Linked DNA regions of Homo sapiens: regions 1, 2, 3, 4 and 5 are each linked to region 6. A link is a contact called in ENCODE Hi-C or POLR2A ChIA-PET data. All regions are on one chromosome and are shown on one strand. The core of a region is the stretch at or near the end of the contact, and the rest is flanking DNA. Distances in the headings are between cores, read along the strand shown. Region 1 holds the start of TCP11L1 (t-complex 11 like 1). Region 2 holds the start of CSTF3 (cleavage stimulation factor subunit 3). Region 3 overlaps TRIM44 (tripartite motif containing 44). Region 4 holds the start of COMMD9 (COMM domain containing 9). Region 5 overlaps KIAA1549L (KIAA1549 like). Region 6 holds the start of CAT (catalase).

Region 1 (3,081 bases), core at 386-2,885, 1.4 Mb before region 6:
ATCTTTTAAGGAAGGTTCTAGCCTGCTTCCCCAGGGAGCTTTTAAAACTTGTCTGGCATCACCCTCCCCGGAGTTTTGGATGATACTTTTCCAACCCCTGCCCCTGAGATTCCAAGTTGTATTTGTAGTCAGGGCTGAAAAACACTAGAGACTTAATGGTACGAGTTTAGACTCAGAAGAACTGCATGTTTTCTTTGCAGATCTTTTTTTTTTTTTTCAGACGGAATCTCACTCTGTCACCCAGGCTGCAGTGCAGTGGTGCGATCCCGGCTCACTGCAACCTCTGCTTCCCGGATTCAAGCAATTCTCCTGCCTCAGCCTCCCAAGTAGCTGGGATTACAGGCATATGCCACCATGCCCGGCTAATTTTTTTGTATTTTTAGTAGAAACGAGGTTTCACCATATTGGCCAGGCTGGTCTCGAACTCCTGACCTTGTGATCCACCCACCTCCGACCTCCCAAAGAGCTAGGATTACAGGTGTGAGCCACCGCGCCCAGCCATTCTTTGTAGATCTTAACAGTTCCATTTAGTTGAGTATCTTAAGGGTTTTTGGTGTTTTTTCCTCCAAAAAGTGAATCTTCACCAGAGAACTTCTGTTTTTGTCTTTTTTTTTTTTTTTTTAAAGCAAAGACTTTAATGTGCAAGTTAGTAAATGGTTTGAGGGTCTGGTATTGCACTCGGCCTTCAATACGTTAGCAATAACTACCCACATGTGATCTATTTAGAAGCAGTGTTTGAAAGCACCAATGTCACCCCATCTGCTTTTTTGTAGTTTTTTTTTGTTTGTTTGTTTTTGAGACAGAGTCTCGGTCTGTCTCCAGGCCGCAGTGCAGTGGCGCGATCTCGCCTCACTGCAACCTCCGCCTCCCAGATTCAAGCGATTCTCCTGCCTCAGCCTCCCGAGTAGCTGGGACTACAGGCGCGCGCCACCACACCCAGCTAATTTTCGTATTTTTAGTAAAGACGAGGTTTCACCATGTTGGCCAGGATGGTCTCGATCTCTTGACCTCGTGATCCGCCCGCCTCGGCCTCTCAAAGTGCTGGGATTACAGGCGTGAGCTGCTGCGCCCGGACTAACTTTTTTTTAAAGCTGAGGAAATGAGAGAAGGGGAATAAACTTTGTGTAGCTACAAACAGGATGGCAAAATTAAATTTCAAAGAACGGGCGGGGAAGGTTTCAGATGCAATGGCTTCTTATTCCTTCTTTTGACTGACCCGCGCCTTCTCCGCCTCCCTTTCTCCTCGCGTCACCCGCACCAGCGGCTGGGATGCGGCGCGCGTTCCGTCTTTCCGTATGGAAACATGGCGCCTAGGGGCGGGCCATCCCCAGCTTCGAGCCACCGCCAGCTGAGACTCATCGGCGGGCACTCGGCCATGCCTCTCGCGTTTCCGTACGAAAACATGGCGCCTCACTGCGTGCGGCGGGCGACTCTTGGCTGGGAGCCACTGGCCACGGAGCCCCCTGAGCGGTCATCGGCCATGTTTTCCACCTCTCCCTGAGGAAACACGGCGCCGCCCAGCTGCGAGTCACCGCTTACTGAACCCCTTCGGCAAGCAGGGGAAAGACCCTCCCGCCTTTCCGTACGAAGACATGGCGCTGCCCTATATTGGGCTGGCGCCTCCCGGCCAAGAGCAGTCTCCTCCTTCCTGATGCTGAGAAGCGGCCGCTCTGACCGCTGCCCACCCGAGTCGGGCTGGGAGGACCGCCCGCCGCGTGGCGAGGGATGCGGCCTCGGAGGGGCAGAGGCTGAACCGCCCCTGCCTGCCGCGCATCCCTCCGGCTTCCGCCGCGGCGCCAGCCCGCGCCTGATTCGCGGCGGGAGCGGCAGGAGGGAGAACGCCGACTCCGTGGCAGGTGAGAGCGGGAGCTGGGGCGGAGGCTGGCGGGGCCCGTCCGGGAGGCGCGCGGTCCAAGTCGCAGGCATCTCTTCGCCTCTTCCCGTCGGATCCCATCCCGGGATGTCGGGGGCAGGCGAGGAAGAGGCGGGGTCCGCGGGCGGGTGGAGCTCACCCCTCGAGGCTGTCCTCTCGGCGCGCCCGCGTCCTCCCCTACTCCCGGCCCTGCCACTCCCTCGCTGGCCTGAACAGCTGTTTACAACGGAATCCGGACGCCGGGCGCGAGTGGAGCTCAGTGCCAGAGGAGGGGATTCCCGGCGCCGGGGGACAGAGCCCCTTTTTTCTTTTGCCGAAAGACCCTTTCTGCTGGGGAGCCTCTTGTGTCCAGCCTAGGCCCGCGTGCAGCGCCGACGGATGACCGTCTTCTTGGCAAGTGCGAGGATCCTCCTCCCCTCGGCTCTCTTTTTAGACACAGTGGGGGTTGAATGGATGCGCGCGATATAAGCAAATTAAATGGTTCGTGGCCGCATCCTAGAGCCCTTTAATTAGAGTTACCATTTGTAGAAGGCCTGCCGTGCACAATCCCTCGTTTCATCTCCCCCCAAACCGAGCAGGTAGGTAGCTGTGTTTTACAGAGGAGGACACTGAAGTTACACAGCTAGTAAAGAGCCAGAATTGGGGCCCAGGTATGTCTGAAACCAACGCCCAGCCTCCCAGATACAGTGACATCACAGAGATGACGTAGGGATTCATCTCTATCAACAGATACTTGTGGGTGTCTATTTGGGGGATATACAGATGGAGCATAAGTGGGGAATATGACTGGTCCTGGCTCTTAAGAAGTTCGAAATCTAGGTGGGGAATTTTAAAATAAAAACTAGCACTTTTACCATCTGGCCCCAACGCATCTTTCCATCATCTCTAGCCACTTCCTTTTCTCATTTTCTTGTGCCTTGGCTTCTGCCCTCTGAGTGAAATGCCCTCCTTTTCACCTCCTCTCCCCCTCCTCTCCCCCTCCAGACATGTTTTAACTAGGTGAAATCCTACTCCTTTTAAAGATCAGTTCAAATGTCATCTTTTCTGGGAAGGTTTTCTCAATCTCCTCCCAGGCAGAGTTAGTTTCTTCCTCTGCTATATTCCCTGGGCAATTTCATAATGCCACTTAAGTTTCATTATGGCTCCTTGTAAGCCTGTCTGCCTCCCCCTCTAGACTATGTATTTGCATCTTTCTATTTAAATAAGCA
Region 2 (3,028 bases), core at 57-2,556, 1.3 Mb before region 6:
ACACTATGTAAAATGTAAATAGTGCGAAGATTTCTGGACTGAAACCAGTCCTCGGGCAAACACAAAACAATTTAATCAAACTGCCGACATAATGAAATCTACAGTCTTACAGACTATGCAATAGAACGCTCCTATTTTGCCTCATCTCTGCCAACCTCCAATAACATCTTCCACGTTATAAGCTAGGGAACCTGAAAAACGAAAACCTAAGTGCATGTCGTTGCTATGGCAATGGGAAATTTCAGGAAATTGAGACTGCAGGCTACCTAGCCTCCATTTTAGAAACTGTATTTATCTAAACACACCAGGACTTAGATCGAAAAACACATTTAATGGCATTTTTCATAACTATTTAGCTTCCTCTTTCACACTAAAAGGTAAATACTATCCTACAAAATTCTGAATACAAAGAGCAAAAGAAACAAATCACACTGATCTAACCTAAAAGTGTGAATTTTAAAATATTTAGTTGTCACTCATATTTACTATTAAAACAGATGCTTTTATTTACAGTGGCCAAAACAGACTTCTCATTTTCAACTTATACCTGCAATGTTTATGTAGCTGGAAAAATGAAAACGAAATGTGGCTAAAAGAAAAGAAAACGAAAGAAAGCCACAAAATTCCCAAAACCTCAGCATAACTTGCTTCTTTCTTCACTCGCTCTCATTAAGTCTTAATTCTCCAGATTAGCTTTGTCTCAAATATTTCTCAAACTAGTAACCTATTTCTGGGTACAGTATATTTGGCGGGGTAAAAGAAACACTGTCAAGTTTTTCTAAAACGTCGGGTGCACGTTAAAATAATTCCTATCCACTCTAATACCAAAACGATATCAAAGGAAAGCATCCCATCTGGAGTAGTCCCATGAATCTAAATAGGACGAAGCAGCCTACCGCTATTGTCTAAATCAAGTATTTACTCGTATTCATGCCTAAGAGAGAGAAGTAAAAAAAAAAAAATTAAATCTTAGATCTTGCTCCCCATTCCCACCACTCTTCTATATACCCTGTCCCCCGGGTTCACTAGACCCAATTCCTTCCTCAGCCGAACATGTCTGGAGCAGTCGGAGGAACAGACGTGGAGAAGAGGTCGCCACGAGGCCCCACCACTCTCCTTCCTCACCTGCTCCGTGGCTCCGTCTCCTGACATGGCCTCAGCTGATTACAACGTGCGCACTGACCGTCGATGGGAAGCTAGAAAAGAAAAATTAAACTAAAAACCACCCCCAAATCAGTAAAGTTACCCCCTGCCCAGCTGAGCCAGACCGCCAACACCAATCGCCACCGCCCACTCAAATATGAATTAAAATGGCTGCGCCCCTGCCGGCCGAGGAGGAGGTGTGTGGCTTCCGCATTAACTTCCGGGGCAGTGGGCGGGGCTAATTTCGCGACTCTGGTTATTCCGAGCGTGCAGAAAGCAGCGAGATCCCGGGGCGGGCCCAATTCCTGGGCTGACGTCACTACCCTGGCTTGGAGAGGCTGTTGCTGAGCCGGCTCCAACCGGCTGGAAGGCGGGAAGCTGTTTCGCCTGGAGGCTCGCGCGCTTTTTGGAATTCAGTTATCAAGCTTTAGAGCCTGGCTACTCACAGTTGAAGCCTGATTGCAGGTCAGCAATGCTAAACGTTAAATGCCTCTTATATTTAGGGGATAAGGACTCCGTGGAGGTTTTCTCTGGTCCCAGCTCCTGCTTTTTACTTTTCTTGGGGGTGGGAGGGATAGATCAAGCCCCCATTAATTTTTACTGCCACCGTCGACTCTTGTGTAGAAAGCTTTGAAGTCTGAGACCTGGGTTTTCAGCTCAACATCTCAGCTTGGTTCCTTGACTGCAAAGTAGGTATAATTGTTTGTAGCCCAGACTGCTTGGATTTTAACGAAGATAAGTAACTCTGGTAATTAAACTTCGTACCTCAGCTTTCTGGCCTATAGATGGGAATAATAATAGTACCTGCAAGTGAAATAAATTATACATAGAAAAGTGTTAGAACAGTACCTGGCATTAAGATTAAATGAGATTGACTGGGCGCGGTGGCCCACGCCTGTAATCCCAGCAGTTTGGGAGGCCAAAACGGATGGATCATTTAAAGTCAGGAGTTCTAGGCCAGGTGCGGTGGCTCACGCCTGTAATCGCAGCACTTTGGGAGGCTGAGGCGGGCGGATCACAAGGTCAGGAGATGAGACCATCCTGGCTAATACGGTAAAACCCCGTCTCTACTAAAAATACACACACACACAAAAAAAAATTAGCCGGGCGTGGTGGCGGGCGCCTGTAGTCCCAGCTACTCCGGATGCTGAGGCAGGAGACTGGCGTGAACCTGGGAGGCGGAGCTTGCAGTGAGCCGAGATCGCGCCACTGCACTCCAGCCTGGGCGGCAGAGCGAGACTCCGTCTCAGAAAATAAATAAATAAAGTCAGGAATTCAGGACCAACCTGGCCAACTTGGTGAAATCTCGTCTCTACCAAAAATACAAAAAAAGTAGCCGGGCGTGGTGGTTTGCGCCTGTAGTCCCAGTTACTCGGGAAGCTTAAGCAGGAGAATCGCTTGAACCCGCGAGGCGGAGGTTGCAGTGAGCCGAGATTCCAGCCTGGACTACAGAGCGAGACTCCGTCTCAAAAAAAATAAAAAATAAAAAATTAAATGATACTAAATCTTCTCAAACTGCTCTTCCATTTAAGCGTCATCGTTAGATGTCTGCAAGCATTTCTCGCCTACGGGGGTCCAATGCCCTAAAATAACCTAGTGAACTGTTCCCAGACTCGCCTTATTCTTTTAGGTCTCCTTTCCTCTGCTCAAACTTACACTTACTCCCTTTCCACAGGCTGAAATCTTACCCTTAAAATAATCAGACACATGAGCAAAAGATATGTATTAACAGATGTTCATTGCACCATCCAGCAATGGAGGACTGGTTAAAAATATCACAAGATTTATCTCTGCAATGGAATATCACACAGCAAACTGATGCTAATGTACGATGACTGACAGAAAGGCAACCACCGTATTAAATGAAGAAAAGCAGAATATGAAA
Region 3 (3,237 bases), core at 73-2,572, 1.3 Mb after region 6:
GATTTTTCCTCTTTAGCCTGTTGATGTAGATAAATTATATTAGCTGATTTTTCAAATGTTGAACCAGTCTTGCATACTTGGTATATATCCCTCATTTATGTCATGGTATATAATTCTTTTTTTTTTTTTTTTAACAGTCTTGCTCTGTCACCTAGGCTGGAGTGCAGTGGCACCATCTCCCCTCACTGCAACCTCCGCCTCCCAGGTTCAAGCGATTCTCGTGCCTCAGCCTCCTGAGTAGCTGGGATTATAGGTGTGCACCAACACACCCAGCTAAATTTTGTATTTTTAGTAGAAGTGGGTTTTCACCATGTTGGCCGGGCTGGTCTCAAACTCCTGACCTCAGGTGATCCACCCACGTCAACCTCCCAAAGTGCCGGTATTACAGGCATGAGCCACCACACCTGGCCTATAATTCTTTTTATATATGGATTAATTTGACTTGCTAGTATTTTGTTGAGATTTTCTTTAAGCCACATTTCTTTTAAAAAATAGTTTTTAAAAAGTGTTACATGTTATTTTAGAAAATTTGGACTGAGAAGTGAAAAAGAGAAAAGTACTTGTAATTCCACCATTCACAGATAACCACTCTCCAACATTTTGGTATTTATTTTGGTCTTTTATAATGAAAATAATAACAGTAACAACAGCAATAGTAAATACCATTATATTATTTCATTGAGTGGATACCTGAAGTAACTAAGCGGTTAACTGAGATAGAGTTCCAGTGGTAGTACCTTATTAACAAAGTGGAGGTGATGAAAGAAGTAAAGATACAAATGACTGCTTTTGCCTGGAGGCTTCTGAAGAAGATGAGAAAGATAGCTTAATGAAGAGTTTAAATGTTCACTTCAGTAAACTTTTGTCCTTTCATTCTCAATACCCCATTGTAAAACCTGCTCATTTCAGGCTTCTAACTAGGTCGCTGAGGATGACATCACTGAGAATGTTGGTAGTGGAATGCTGTTCAGAGTTTATGTCTACCGTGTTTCTAGGCTGCTGAATAATTTTCTAAGCCTGGTGGGTGGGCAGTTGTTTTATTCACAAATAGTGGCTATTCCACTGATACACAAAAGACACAAGAAATAGGAGATCTTGCCATCCATTGAAAAAGCCTTGACCTCCTTGTTGATGAAGTTTTTCCCTTGCCTGCCCTCACTGGAGTCTGGCCTAAGTTTGGAAGGAGCTGTCTTGGAGTACAATGTAGGAATAAATGCTGAAGGCTAAACAGATGCCTTAACTTTGAACTTCCCAACTTGAAGTTTCCATAGACACTGGCAAGTGGGGAGGACACTGTGCTGTGGGAGTGTGGACAGCTTGTAGCATCTGAAAAAGTTCCATTTCCTGCTTTTTTGTTTTTCTGTTTTAGAACAATGGCCTTTCAAATGAGGAAGAGGGAAGTGAAAATGGACTTTTTGGGGAGATATTTAGAGTCTTCAAACTCTATTTCATGCAGTCTACAATTTTTAAAGTTATTTTTGGAGTAGTCTCCTTAACACCTTGCAGGAAATTTGGCTTGTAGGACTGTTACCAAATAGGGGTCCTGACCCAGACCCCAGAGAGGGTTCTTGGATCTTGCTCACGAAAGAATTCAGGGCGAGTCCATATAGTGAAATGAAAGCAAGTTTATTAAGAAAGTAGAGGAATGAAAAAATGGCTACTCCATAGGCAGAGCAGCCCCAAGGGCTGCTGGTTGCCTATTTTTATGGTTATCTCTTGATCATATGCTAAGCAAGGGGTGGATTATTCATGCCTCCCCTTTTTAGACCATATAGAGTAACTTCCTGGCATTCCCATGGTATTTGTAAACTGTCATGGTGCTGGTGGGACTGTAATGGTGAGGACCACCAGAGGTCATTCTCATCGCCATCCTATTTTAGTGGGATTTGGCCAGCTTCTTTACTGCAAACGTGCTTTATCAGCAAGGTCTTTATGACCTGTATCTTGTGCCGACCTCTTATCTCATCCTAAGAATGCCTAACCTTCTGGGAAGGCAGCCCAGTAGGTCTCAGTCTTATTTTACCCAGCCTGTATTCAAAATGGAGTGGCTTTGGTTCAGACGCCTGTGACAAAACAAATGTTTCTGAAATATTCAGTGTAGATTTGGATGCTTCTCTTTTGAGTAGCTTCCTGCTCCTAACCCTGACCATTATTCTCAGTTCATCTCAGCAATACTTTTCTGAAACAAATTGTTTTTCAATCTCTCTCTCTTTCTCTCTCTACCTCCCTCCTTCTGTCTCTCTCTACCTCCCTCCCTCCCTCTCCCCCTTCCAACTCTCTCCCTCCCTCGTCTCTCTCTCTCTTTCTCTATCTCTCCTTCTCTTTCTTTTTCTTGTTTCGACAGATTCTCATTTATAACTCTTTTGAAATGATGAGTTGTAAAAGTACATTAGACTGGACCAGAGGAAAGTTTCTAAACCTAACTTTATTATCGTACTTCTCTGTGACTTTTTTTCCCCTTCACCTATAAAATTAGAAGGTTAGATTCAGATGTTCAATAGGTAGTTCTGACCATACAGTGGTCAAAATTTTCAAATTGCAGTGCTATGTTATAATTTCAATACAATGCTATGTTTAATCATATTCCACTTCACCCTAATGCAACTATAACAAAGATATATCAGCTTGATTGTAACTAACATGCCAAAGGTTTTGATGTCTTAGGTTGGAAAATGCTTATTTGTTAATTAGAGAATGAGAGTGGGAAAAAGGCATAAAGGTTTTGTAAAGCGGATTATTTTTTCCTTCAGTTTTCATTTGTGACCTGATCTGTATAAAATACAGTGTCATGCTGAAAACCCTATGTAATTAAAGCCATGGGAAATAGAGAATTTTAAAATCCATGACTCATTCACCTGCTGCAGTCTGGCCCACACCTTTACTAAGTGAGATGTCAGCTTCCTAACTGAACCACATGTGTATGTGAAGTCTAGTAAAATAGGTTGTGAGTCAGTTTTTATTATGATATCCATTTTTAGTTACTGGTAGCCATTAAGAGAGTTTCTCAGGCATTCAGAAAAGTCCATCCCTTAGTGAAAAGGTTTGGTCTCTGAGAGAAGGACCTAGTCATTTGAGACTCAATTTATTTCAGGAGTAGAGATCCATTGATCAATGATCACTGTAAAGCATAATAGCCCTAAAATACATACACTAAAAATAAAAAGGAATTATATAAACACAAATCACAGTTCTCAATCTGATACAGAATTTACAGGGACATTAATAACATTTAATACA
Region 4 (3,370 bases), core at 412-2,911, 1.9 Mb after region 6:
TAAATGAATTGTATCAGAAGCAAACATAGAGGTTACCATTGGGGAAGAAAGTGAGGAAGCAAAGAAAGGGCGAAAGGGGGACTTCTGGGGTACTGGTAACATTTCATTTTTTGACTTTGGTGGTGGTTACATTGGTGTGTAATAAATCATTTAACTGTAAATGTATGGTTTATGCACTTTTCTGTATGTATACTACACACTAATCTTTTAAAGTTTTTAAAAGAAAAGAGTGCATAAGACCAACAGGTATAGGGGCGGGGGTAGGTACAGAGCAGCCAAAATGAAGGTGAAAAGGCACTGGGTTGGGAGCTGAGAGCCCTAGATTGCCAGTCCCAGCTCTGTTACTTCATTTATTAATTCATTTAACAGCTATTTACTGAGCACGTGCTGTGTGCCAGGTATTATTGTTCTACTTATTGGGCATTAACACTTGTGAACAAAAGAGTAGATCCCCTTAGGAGTGGAGAATGCTAATGAACACTGAGAAGGCAATTAAAAAATAAATAAGTAAAACAAAACAGAGACTATTACATGGACCGATGATGATGATGTGCCATAAATTGAGGAGAGTAACTCAACCCTCTTCACCTGGTGTTTAAAAAAAAAAAAAAAGAGAGAGGAAGAAAGGAAAGGTCCCTGATGGATCTTACATTCTTATGAGACAGACGGACAACGGGCAAATAGCTAGCGACAAGTTCTACGAAGGAAAATAAAGCTGCCCTTTCTCCTACAGGGCAAATCATAAGTTAAATAATTCCGGCCAGGCGCGGTGGCTCACGCCTGTAATCCCAACACTTTGGAAGGCGGAGGCGAGTGGATCACGCGGTCAGGAGTTCAAGACCAGCCTGGCCAAGATGTTGAAACCCCGTCTCTACTAAAAATACATAAATTTGCCAGGCTTGGTGGCGGGCGCCTGTAATCCCAGCTACTCGGAAGGCTGAGGCATAGAATTGCTTGAACTCGGGGGGCGGAGGTTGCAGTGAGCCGAGATTGCGCCACTGCTCTCCAGCCTGGACAACAGAGCTAGACTCCGTCTCAAATAATAATAATACTTCATTTGAGCTTTACAAAGCCCTATGAAGTAGGTCCCTTTCAACCTCACAACTTTTCAAATGATTATCAGGAGTATGTCCTGCCCCTTTCGCAGGTCAAAGAGAGTAGGGAAAATCTGGACCTCAAGGGAACATTGAACGCACAGGTCATTCGGAGGGCTGGGCAGACGCAGTAGGAGATAATTTCTTAATTGTGCAATGCAGGAGGGGCTACGGGATGAAATGGGGAACTGACAACGTGGGTCTAGCAATTACCACTTCAATGCACCAATACCGAAAACCAATCCCAAAGACTAATAGCAGGAGGTTGTACTGCGCCTTCATGCCCATTATTTTATTTTTTTTTATCTTACGTTCCTGTCAAAACGATATTTTGTTCTTACTTTTTAAAAGCTCAGAAAGACGCAACGATTTGCCTGGGATCACACAGAGAACAAGCAGCAGAGTTGTGGCTCCAAACCAGGGTCAATTTGTTCCCAATTCCTGCTCCGTCTAAAGTCTCGGAGACAAAGGGCCACCTCACGCTGTCCCCACCCCTTCGACTTACCTTGAGCAGGCTCTGGAGTGCTGCAAAATGCTCCGCTGTCAGGGCAGCCATCTTGCCGAAGTCACATGACCGTGGCACCCAGGGAAGCGAGGTCACGTGGCTGTCGCTGTTGTCGCGGGGCCTGCCGGGGGCTGTAGTCCTTCAGAGTGGGGGAAGGCGTTTCGGTTGTGGTGCTGCGGCAGTGAGCGCGGATCAAGACGGACGCGGCGGCTGGATGACTAAACCCCGAGACTCTAGAACCAAAGGACTAGGGGGACCAGGGCGGAGGATGGTTTACTCGGGGAGGAAATTGGCTTGACTTGTCTACTTACCAAGTCAGGGAAACAGGTTTTCCCTTGACCCATGTGGGTGGGCTGGCGCACTTGGGGAATGCACCTGCAAGCTTGGCAGGCGCCTTGGAAACGTAGTTGTTCAGGAGTGATCGGCGTACCAGTGTTTGGAATGAAAATGAGGCTGTGCATATCGGGCTTCTTGGAATTGACACACACACATGCACACATCCTGTCTTGAATGTAAAATTACTTCTGCGTATATAGTTTTTCAGCCTATGTAGTAGGTTGGAGCTGGTATTATTAGTATTATCCAGATTGGGAAATAATCATTTAGGGTTTTTAGTAACTTTCCCATAGTCATAGAGAAGATCTGATTACAAGAGCAGGTGAGGAAGTGTTTGGGAGAGGGGACAAGAGAGGAATGGAATGAAAGCTACTACCTAGCTAGGTTCTTGTTATACGGGGGTGAGATGGGGGAGGAGGTTAATGGAAATGATTTAGTTCATTTATTCAAAAAGGTAATTATAATGAATATAATTGTAAAGAGTGATTTTGCACTGGCAGTACTGGACTCTGATTTGCCCTGTTCTCAGAGACCGTACATCAAAACAGACATTTCCTTTATCTACCTTTAGTATTTGGGTGGCTCTTTTCTTTTCCTACCCTCCACTTTTTTTTAAGCAAATTCCAGCTCAAAAAATGGGTTCTGATATATTCGAGCTTAAGAAAGAATGCCCATTTGTGAAATTCCAGAAATTGGTAAGCTGCTAAGGACATTTGTTCCTTTGTCTCCTCTCCTCCCCCTTCCCCTTCCCCGACTCCATTTTCTGTGGGGATGTTGTCAAGGCCCAGGAAACCAAAAATCAAATTGTCTAAGGAGGAACCCATTCCTGGATTAGAAGATTTTAGAACCATTTTGTCACAGGGTCCTGATTCTAGCTCTCTTTCTTGGCCTCTCTTTTCCATGAACCCTCATGGCCTGATTCCTGGTTTCTGTTATAACTCAATGTAGGTTCTAGGTTTAACTCCTGCCTGTATCTATAGGGCTGGGCCCATTGTCTTGGGTTAATTGAATATTTGTTAAATAAACAACCACCCAAAAAAGTGATTAGACTAAGATGAAATTTTGTGACTTATTTGAGGATATTGCCTTGGTATTTGCAGGATTGTGCCTTCTTGTCTTACTTTAGAGTAATGAGGAGTGTGGTCACCAGCCTTCAAGATGGCCCTCAATGATCCCAGCCTCCTGGTGTTCACAACCTAGTGTAGACACCTCCCACCATGTACCAGGATTGGTATGCATGACCAATAGCAAATGGTGGGTGTGAATGGCATATCACTTCTGAGATTAGGTTATACAAGACTGCACCAAAAAACTAACAAAAAGACTGAAGTTCCTGTCTCCTGGCTTGGGTGCTCTCTCATGTGCCCTGCTCTCTTTCACTTGAATCCTTTGCTCTGGGGAAAGCAAACTGCCATGTTGTAAACAGTCCTACAGA
Region 5 (2,975 bases), core at 19-2,518, 1.1 Mb before region 6:
AGGCAGGAGGATCACCTAATGTCAGAAGTTCGAAACCAGCCTGGCCAACATGGTGAAACCCTGTCTCTACTAAAAACACAAAAAAATTAGCTGGGTATGGTGGTGGGTGCCTGTAATCCCAGCCACTCAGGAGGCTGAGGCAGGAGAATCGCTTGCACCTGGGAGGCAGAGGTTGCAGTGAGCTGAGATCATGCCACTGCACTCCAGCCTGGGTGACAAGAGCAAGACTCCATCTCAAAAGAAATTTCTAACAACGGCCAGGCCATTGTTAGGAATTTTTAGTTTCATGTTCATGAGGGGTATTGGTCTGTAGTTTTGTTTTGCTAAAAGGTGTCTGGTTTTGTTAGAAGGGTAGTGCTGGTCTATAAAATAATAGGGGCCAGATGCGGTGGCTCAATCCTGTAATCCCAACACTTTGGGAGCCCAAGGAGGGTGGATCACTTGAGGTCAGGAGTTCGAGACCATCCTGGTTAATGTGATGAAACCCCGTCTCTACTAAAAATACAAAAATTAGCCAGGTATGGTGGTGCACACCTATAGTCCCAGCTACTTGGGAGGCTGAAGCATGAGAATTGTTGGAACCCAGGAGGTGGAGGTTGCAGTGAGTCGGGATTGTGCCACTGCACTCCAGCCTGGGTGACATAGCAAGACTCTGTCTCAAAAATAAAAGATAAATAAAATAAAATAAAATGAGAGAGAAGTATTCCCACTTCTGCTTTATGGACGTGTTTGTGCAGAACAATTTCTCTTTTAAGGCCCGTGAGCTTACAGATGATATTGAAGATCCCTCAAGGATTTCTTTAGTAAAATAAAAAGTATCAGGTACCTCTAGTTCATTTTCTCATTCTCTCTCTCTTTATTTTATTTTATTTTTTTGAGATGGAGTCTGATTCTGTTGTCCAGGCTGGAGTGCAGTGGCACAGTCTCGGCTCACTGCAATCTCCACGTCCCAGGTTCAAGCAATTCTCCTGCCTCAGCCTCCCAAGTAGCTGGGACTACAGGCACGCACCACTGCACCTGGCTAATTTTTGTATTTTTAGTAGAGATGGGGTTTCACCATGTTGGCCAGTCTGGTCTCGAACTCCTAACCTCAAGTAATCTGCCAGTCTCGGCCTCCCAAAGTGCTGGGATTATAGGCATGAACTATCATTCCTGGCCCATTTTCTCATTCTGAAAGCTACCAGCAGACACTACTTTGGTTTAAGGTCTAGGGAAAACAGCCTGGGTGAGGGAAAATTGCATTGGTTGCATTCAGGAGACTGAGGTCACCCCTGGCTGTTACCAAATCATTTCACTTTTCAGGGCTTTCGTTTTCTCATCTGTGGATAACAGCCTCAAGATCTTCCCTTCTTCCCCCATCCCCCGTCTGTGTCTTTACAAGCCATAAGCAGATGTTTTGGTGGAGTTCTACCATCTGCATTTCCTGCTTCTTCCTACATTAGCAGCCAAGCCCAGCCAACGATTTTCATTCTGAAAAGGGAAGAGTTTTCCCACAGTTTGCTGTCATAGTTCCAGTGTGAGGCCCAGATAAATATAGGCCTATCTTCAATCTTCATTGGATTTTAAAAAATTATGAAAGTAATATATATTTTATTAAATTCAAGCAATACTCAGGTAGATGCAGTAAAATGCAAAAGGCCCTCTTTGCCTTGTGTATTAGTCCACTCTCACGCTACTATAAAGAACTGCCCGAGACTGAGTAATTTAGAAAGGGAAGAAGTTTAGTTGACTCACAGTTCCGCATGGCTGGGGAGGCCTCAGGAAAGTTACAATCATGGCAGAAGGGGAAACAAACACATTCTTCTTCATATGATGGCAGGAAAGAGAAGTGCCGAGTGAAGTGGGGAGAATAAAACCATCAGATCTTGTGAGAACTCACTATCAGAAGAATAGCGTAGGGGTAACTGCCCCCATGATTCAGTTACCTCCTACTGAGTCCCTTCCACAATGCATGGGGATTATGGGAACTACAATTCAAGGTGTGATTTGGGTGGAGACACAGCCAAACCATATCACCTTGCTATTCTCTAGAGTCATGCTGTCAGTCAAGTGTGATGGATCCTTCCAGACCTCTTCATACAAATATTTATATCCATAGACGTAGCCTCAACTTAATTTTTTTTTAAGATATAAAAGGTATAATATTCAGCAACTTGCTTTTCCCGTTAACACTATATCATGACCCTCTTTCCATGCTAACTAAATTGTGTCATGAGAGAACTTGAACTTCTGTTAGAAACAGGGAAAGACCTTTTATTATAAAAGAGAATAAATAGCTTTAACAACACAGGTCAGATTCAAACCTAGAGTTAAAATATCTCCTTAGACGGTTCTGCCCATTTTCCTTTACTCCCTGGCTTCCTTCTCTAGACGATACTTCTGCAGACATTTAAGAAAAATCATGGGCCCTTTTAAACACCACATAGAATGGGGATAAATTCATGTTATAACCAATCCTAGATATAAATAAGGCCAAGTAGCTTCCTCAACATAGGCCAAGGTCGCTGCTGCACCTGCCTCCTGTTCACTCAGACGTGGCTTTGCCCAAGTGTCCTAACCACAAGAGGTGAATTCGATTTAGATTGAGATTTATATATGTTAAATCTATTCTTAGCTAGAAATAAAATCTCCTGACGTCAGACACACAAAATGGTTTTGGTATTTATGCAGTTCAAGTAAATGGGGAAGCCTAGAATACTTCTAACTTCAGTCTTTCCACATGAAATATGGAATGAAGTATCTAGAATGAAACTGGGACTCCCAGACCTGTCTGCCTACCTCTGTCCCTAGTAATGAATGCCGTTCCCCTGTCACTTGCCTTTTTATTTACCAGGTGTCAACAGCAAACCCAAGAAGGCTGAAGAAAAATGGGAAGTGTGAGAAGAAAATGTGTTGAAATTGACAGTGTGGCTTATAAGTTCTTGTTGAAAAGGGATGAATAAAAATATCTCTAGATTTGTATCCTTCATTGTCCG
Region 6 (3,197 bases), core at 40-2,539:
TATGGATGGGAGGATCCTGACCCACATGGAGTTTACAGTCTTGGCAGTATGGATCGGGCAGGTAGAAAAAGACACCAAATTACACAGCCAACAGCATCTTTATAATTGTTTTTAATATAGGAAAAGTATAGGGTGCTAAAGATCAATTTGTGGCTTTCTTTTCCAATGAACTGCTAAAGTTCCACTTTTATGCCCAAGATTCTTATCATACTTTTGTAAGATCAAGAACAACATGTGAAGTTTCCACTATTATATATCCACCCATTATATGTAGTTGTACTGGAAAAAATTAAAAGCTGATAACTTTTAATTTGAAGATGATGGTATATACTATGTATATATATTAAGGTGCTTAAAGATAAATCCTAGCACCTGAGGAGGTGTAGAAATCATTCAAACTCTTTGATTACAATGACAAACTAGTCAGTAACTTACTAAATATTGTACTATATATTACTAAGTATTTTACTCTTCAACATAGCTTTTTAAAGACACAAAGCTTTTCAAAATTCCTGCTTACCTGGGGGTAAAATTTGGGGAAGCAGATTTCTCCAGTGTTTAAAGAAGCCAATTTGGCAGTGTACCAGAGTTGAATACATTTTTCCCATCACAAGGGAATACATTTTTCCCATCTAAGTTAAGTTGTTTTTCTCTGGTAAAGGAGGAAATCAACACCCATCTGTACGGAGATAAACGTTTCAGAGTGTTTTTATATTAAATAATTAGTATACTAGTCTAGTAAGTGATAATCCACGAATAAGTTAAGAAGAGCTAAGAAAGAAAAAGAAAAGCATCCATCCATCCTTTGGTTGCAAATAATACTTACATTAGCGTATGGCAAAATTTAATTTTGTACAGAGTAATTTAACCCAGGATTGCTGACTTTTTAAGAGCTGAGAAAGCATAGCTATGGAGCGCAAGGCCCCACCCAGCAGGGTCTAAGTATTCCGTCTGCAAAACTGGCAGGCCACCAACGGCCGCGTCCCAGGGCGGCCTGAAGGATGCTGATAACCGGGAGCCCCGCCCTGGGTTCGGCTATCCCGGGCACCCCGGGCCGGCGGGGCGAGGCTCTCCAATTGCTGGGCCAGAGCGGGACCCTTCCTTTCCGCACCCTCCTGGGTATCTCCGGTCTTCAGGCCTCCTTCGGAGAGCCCTGCTCCGAGCCCATTGGGCTTCCAATCTTGGCCTGCCTAGCGCCGAGCAGCCAATCAGAAGGCAGTCCTCCCGAGGGGGCGGGACGAGGGGGTGGTGCTGATTGGCTGAGCCTGAAGTCGCCACGGACTCGGGGCAACAGGCAGATTTGCCTGCTGAGGGTGGAGACCCACGAGCCGAGGCCTCCTGCAGTGTTCTGCACAGCAAACCGCACGCTATGGCTGACAGCCGGGATCCCGCCAGCGACCAGATGCAGCACTGGAAGGAGCAGCGGGCCGCGCAGGTACACTCTGTGCTCCCCGAGCGGGCCCGAAGGTCCGTTTAGAAAGCGGGGGCGTCGGCAAGTAAAGGCCCGGCTTCCCCCGGGGCGGCGCTTGGAGGGACTGTACCGCGGCTCACTGGGCAGGGGGGATCCCCTTCGGTGCAGACGGACTTTTACATTCGCCGAAGCAGGGGAGGGGGGTCCGGGTAGTGGGGCGCGGGACTGCAGGCTTTGTTGTCCGCGACAGGCTCGGGTGGTTGCTTCAGAATTTTGCACTTTTGCCAACTGGGACAGAGGTCGCAGCTTGAGGACAGATTGAGGGCTCATGGGGAAAGAGGCAGAGAGCTGCAGCTGCAAGGAAGTCAGTGAGGGGAGAAGTGGAACCAGGCTCTAATGGTGCCCTTCTTGAAATACTGTTTACACGCTTTCATAGTTGTGGGGTCCCAGCAGGGCAGGGATTGTGTTTTACAATCTTGAGGTCTCCAGCACCAGTCACAGTGACTGGTACGTACTATGCACATTATTAAACGACTAAATAAAAGAACTTTTACATTCATTGTCTCATTTGCACTTCAAAATGTCAAGCCTAGCATTTTAGAGCTGGGGGGTGACATTAGGGATTGATTAATGCGTTTATTCTATTCTTTGAGCACCTGTAGGTGCTAGGCACTGTTCGGGGCAAGGTGTACAAATTCCAGTGCGGCAAGAACAACACCCTTGAGAAGCTGAGAGTCTAGTCTGGGAGACGAGACACATAAACAGATGATTACACTCCAGCGTGGTGAGGGCTCTAATAGAGGTTATCTGTAGAATGTAGAGGGAGTGACCAGGTGGGCCGGACAAAGCAGGTGACATTTGAACAGGAATTTTTTTAAATGAGTAGGATTTTAACTTGGTGGTGGGGGAGGCATTCCTGGCCTGTGCCCACGGCTGCAGAGTCTCAGAGGGCATCTATGAGGAGGTTGGATTAGATGAGACCACATCTGGTCTGAGTCTACTGTTGGCAGATTGGCCCAGGGAGTCTAAAGGTCTTGCCCTGTTCCCTGGCTGCTGGTTAATGGTAGACAGAGGACTGCAGCCCTGTTTTCCCTATTCTGCCTAGTGCTCTTGCTCAAAACTCAGGTTCGTGAACTGGGGTATTAATGCTAAGTGCTCATGGATTGCTTTAATGGTTCCCTGTTTGGGAAAAGGCTGCCATTCTCCTCCAAGGGCCTGGAAAATCTCCCCTCTTGGCCCTGTTCTTTGTTATATACCATTAGGTTGGTTCATGAGCTCTTAAAGTAAACCAGAGAGAGGTAGAGTCTTAGTAAAGGATGTGCCACTACTTAGTGGCAGAGACAAGGTTAGAATTCAGCTTCTTGGACCCAAGACTCTTTCCTTACCCAGTGGGTGCAAATCCTGGTTCACACTGAAGTTTTCATGAATACTCGGTGAATTGAGAAAAGTGTGGACAAAGTAGTGAGATTTTTACAAAACAAAATATTTTCTTTTTCTTTTTCTTTTCTTTTCTTTTTTTTTTTTTGAGACGGAGTCTTGCTCTGTTGCCCAGGCTGGAGTGCAGTGGTATGATCTCCACTCACTGCAAACTCCGCCTCCCGGATTCAAGCAATTCTCCTGCCTCAGCCTCCCGAGTAGCTGGGATTACAGGTGTCCACCACCACACCCAGCTAATTTTTGTATTTTTAGTAGAGATGGGGTTTCACCATGTTGGCCAGGCTGGACTGGAACTCCTGACCTCAGGAGATCTGCCCGCCTTGGCCTCCCAAAGTACCGAGATTACAGG

What was found. Hi-C counts contacts between places; a loop is a spot of excess contacts on that map. ChIA-PET counts read pairs that join two places held with the same protein, here RNA polymerase II (POLR2A). Pooled maps may share reads with other maps.
Region 1: a map of CD8-positive, alpha-beta T cell shows a loop between it and region 6 (9-fold over the local background). The contact joins the promoter of TCP11L1 here to the promoter of CAT in region 6. A Hi-C loop is called at or near these places in 2 of 168 maps with a recorded cell type or tissue (CD8-positive, alpha-beta T cell and chondrocyte) and 8 of 50 pooled maps.
Region 2: a loop to region 6 is called in a map of B cell, with 13 times the contacts of the local background. The contact joins the promoter of CSTF3 here to the promoter of CAT in region 6. A Hi-C loop is called at or near these places in 3 of 168 maps with a recorded cell type or tissue (B cell and naive thymus-derived CD4-positive, alpha-beta T cell), 1 of 37 single-sample maps with no recorded cell type and 13 of 50 pooled maps.
Region 3: a pooled map shows a loop between it and region 6 (2.8-fold over the local background). The contact joins the enhancer-like site here to the promoter of CAT in region 6. A Hi-C loop is called at or near these places in 1 of 50 pooled maps. POLR2A ChIA-PET finds 5 or more read pairs at or near these places in 2 of 52 experiments (CD4-positive, alpha-beta T cell and T-cell).
Region 4: a loop to region 6 is called in a map of CD8-positive, alpha-beta T cell, with 13 times the contacts of the local background. The contact joins the promoter of COMMD9 here to the promoter of CAT in region 6. A Hi-C loop is called at or near these places in 3 of 168 maps with a recorded cell type or tissue (CD4-positive, alpha-beta T cell and CD8-positive, alpha-beta T cell) and 9 of 50 pooled maps.
Region 5: a pooled map shows a loop between it and region 6 (5-fold over the local background). The contact joins the enhancer-like site here to the promoter of CAT in region 6. A Hi-C loop is called at or near these places in 2 of 37 single-sample maps with no recorded cell type and 2 of 50 pooled maps.

What each region holds. Positions count from the first base shown.
Region 1 is chr11:33,037,937-33,041,017 of GRCh38, forward strand. TCP11L1 (t-complex 11 like 1) reads left to right here and starts at 1,636. Exons shown (of 10, transcript NM_018393.4): 1 at 1,636-1,856. RefSeq lists enhancers at 1,039-1,586, 1,307-1,656, 2,137-2,456 and a silencer at 1,637-2,036.
Region 2 is chr11:33,160,174-33,163,201 of GRCh38, forward strand. CSTF3 (cleavage stimulation factor subunit 3) reads right to left here and starts at 1,307. Exons shown (of 21, transcript NM_001326.3): 1 at 1,126-1,307. The coding sequence starts at 1,152. CSTF3-DT (CSTF3 divergent transcript) reads left to right here and starts at 1,484. Exons shown (of 4, transcript NR_034027.1): 1 at 1,484-1,608. RefSeq lists enhancers at 1-536, 1,272-1,691.
Region 3 is chr11:35,720,794-35,724,030 of GRCh38, forward strand. All of the region lies in intron 2 of TRIM44 (tripartite motif containing 44), which reads left to right. Among named protein-coding and RNA genes, the nearest start is that of TRIM44, 60 kb to the left of the region's middle. RefSeq lists an enhancer at 1,402-1,501. Within about 2 kb of position 1,323, at least 3 of the 41 ENCODE cell types and tissues checked have a DNase peak (open chromatin) inside an H3K27ac peak, as active enhancers do.
Region 4 is chr11:36,287,763-36,291,132 of GRCh38, forward strand. It overlaps COMMD9 (COMM domain containing 9), which reads right to left and starts at 1,662. Exons shown (of 6, transcript NM_014186.4): 1 at 1,600-1,662. The coding sequence starts at 1,650. RefSeq lists enhancers at 1,024-1,726, 1,563-1,812.
Region 5 is chr11:33,386,448-33,389,422 of GRCh38, forward strand. All of the region lies in intron 1 of KIAA1549L (KIAA1549 like), which reads left to right. Among named protein-coding and RNA genes, the nearest start is that of KIAA1549L, 12 kb to the left of the region's middle. Within about 2 kb of position 1,269, at least 3 of the 41 ENCODE cell types and tissues checked have a DNase peak (open chromatin) inside an H3K27ac peak, as active enhancers do.
Region 6 is chr11:34,437,645-34,440,841 of GRCh38, forward strand. It overlaps CAT (catalase), which reads left to right and starts at 1,290. Exons shown (of 13, transcript NM_001752.4): 1 at 1,290-1,435. The coding sequence starts at 1,370. RefSeq lists enhancers at 1,103-1,152, 1,323-1,622.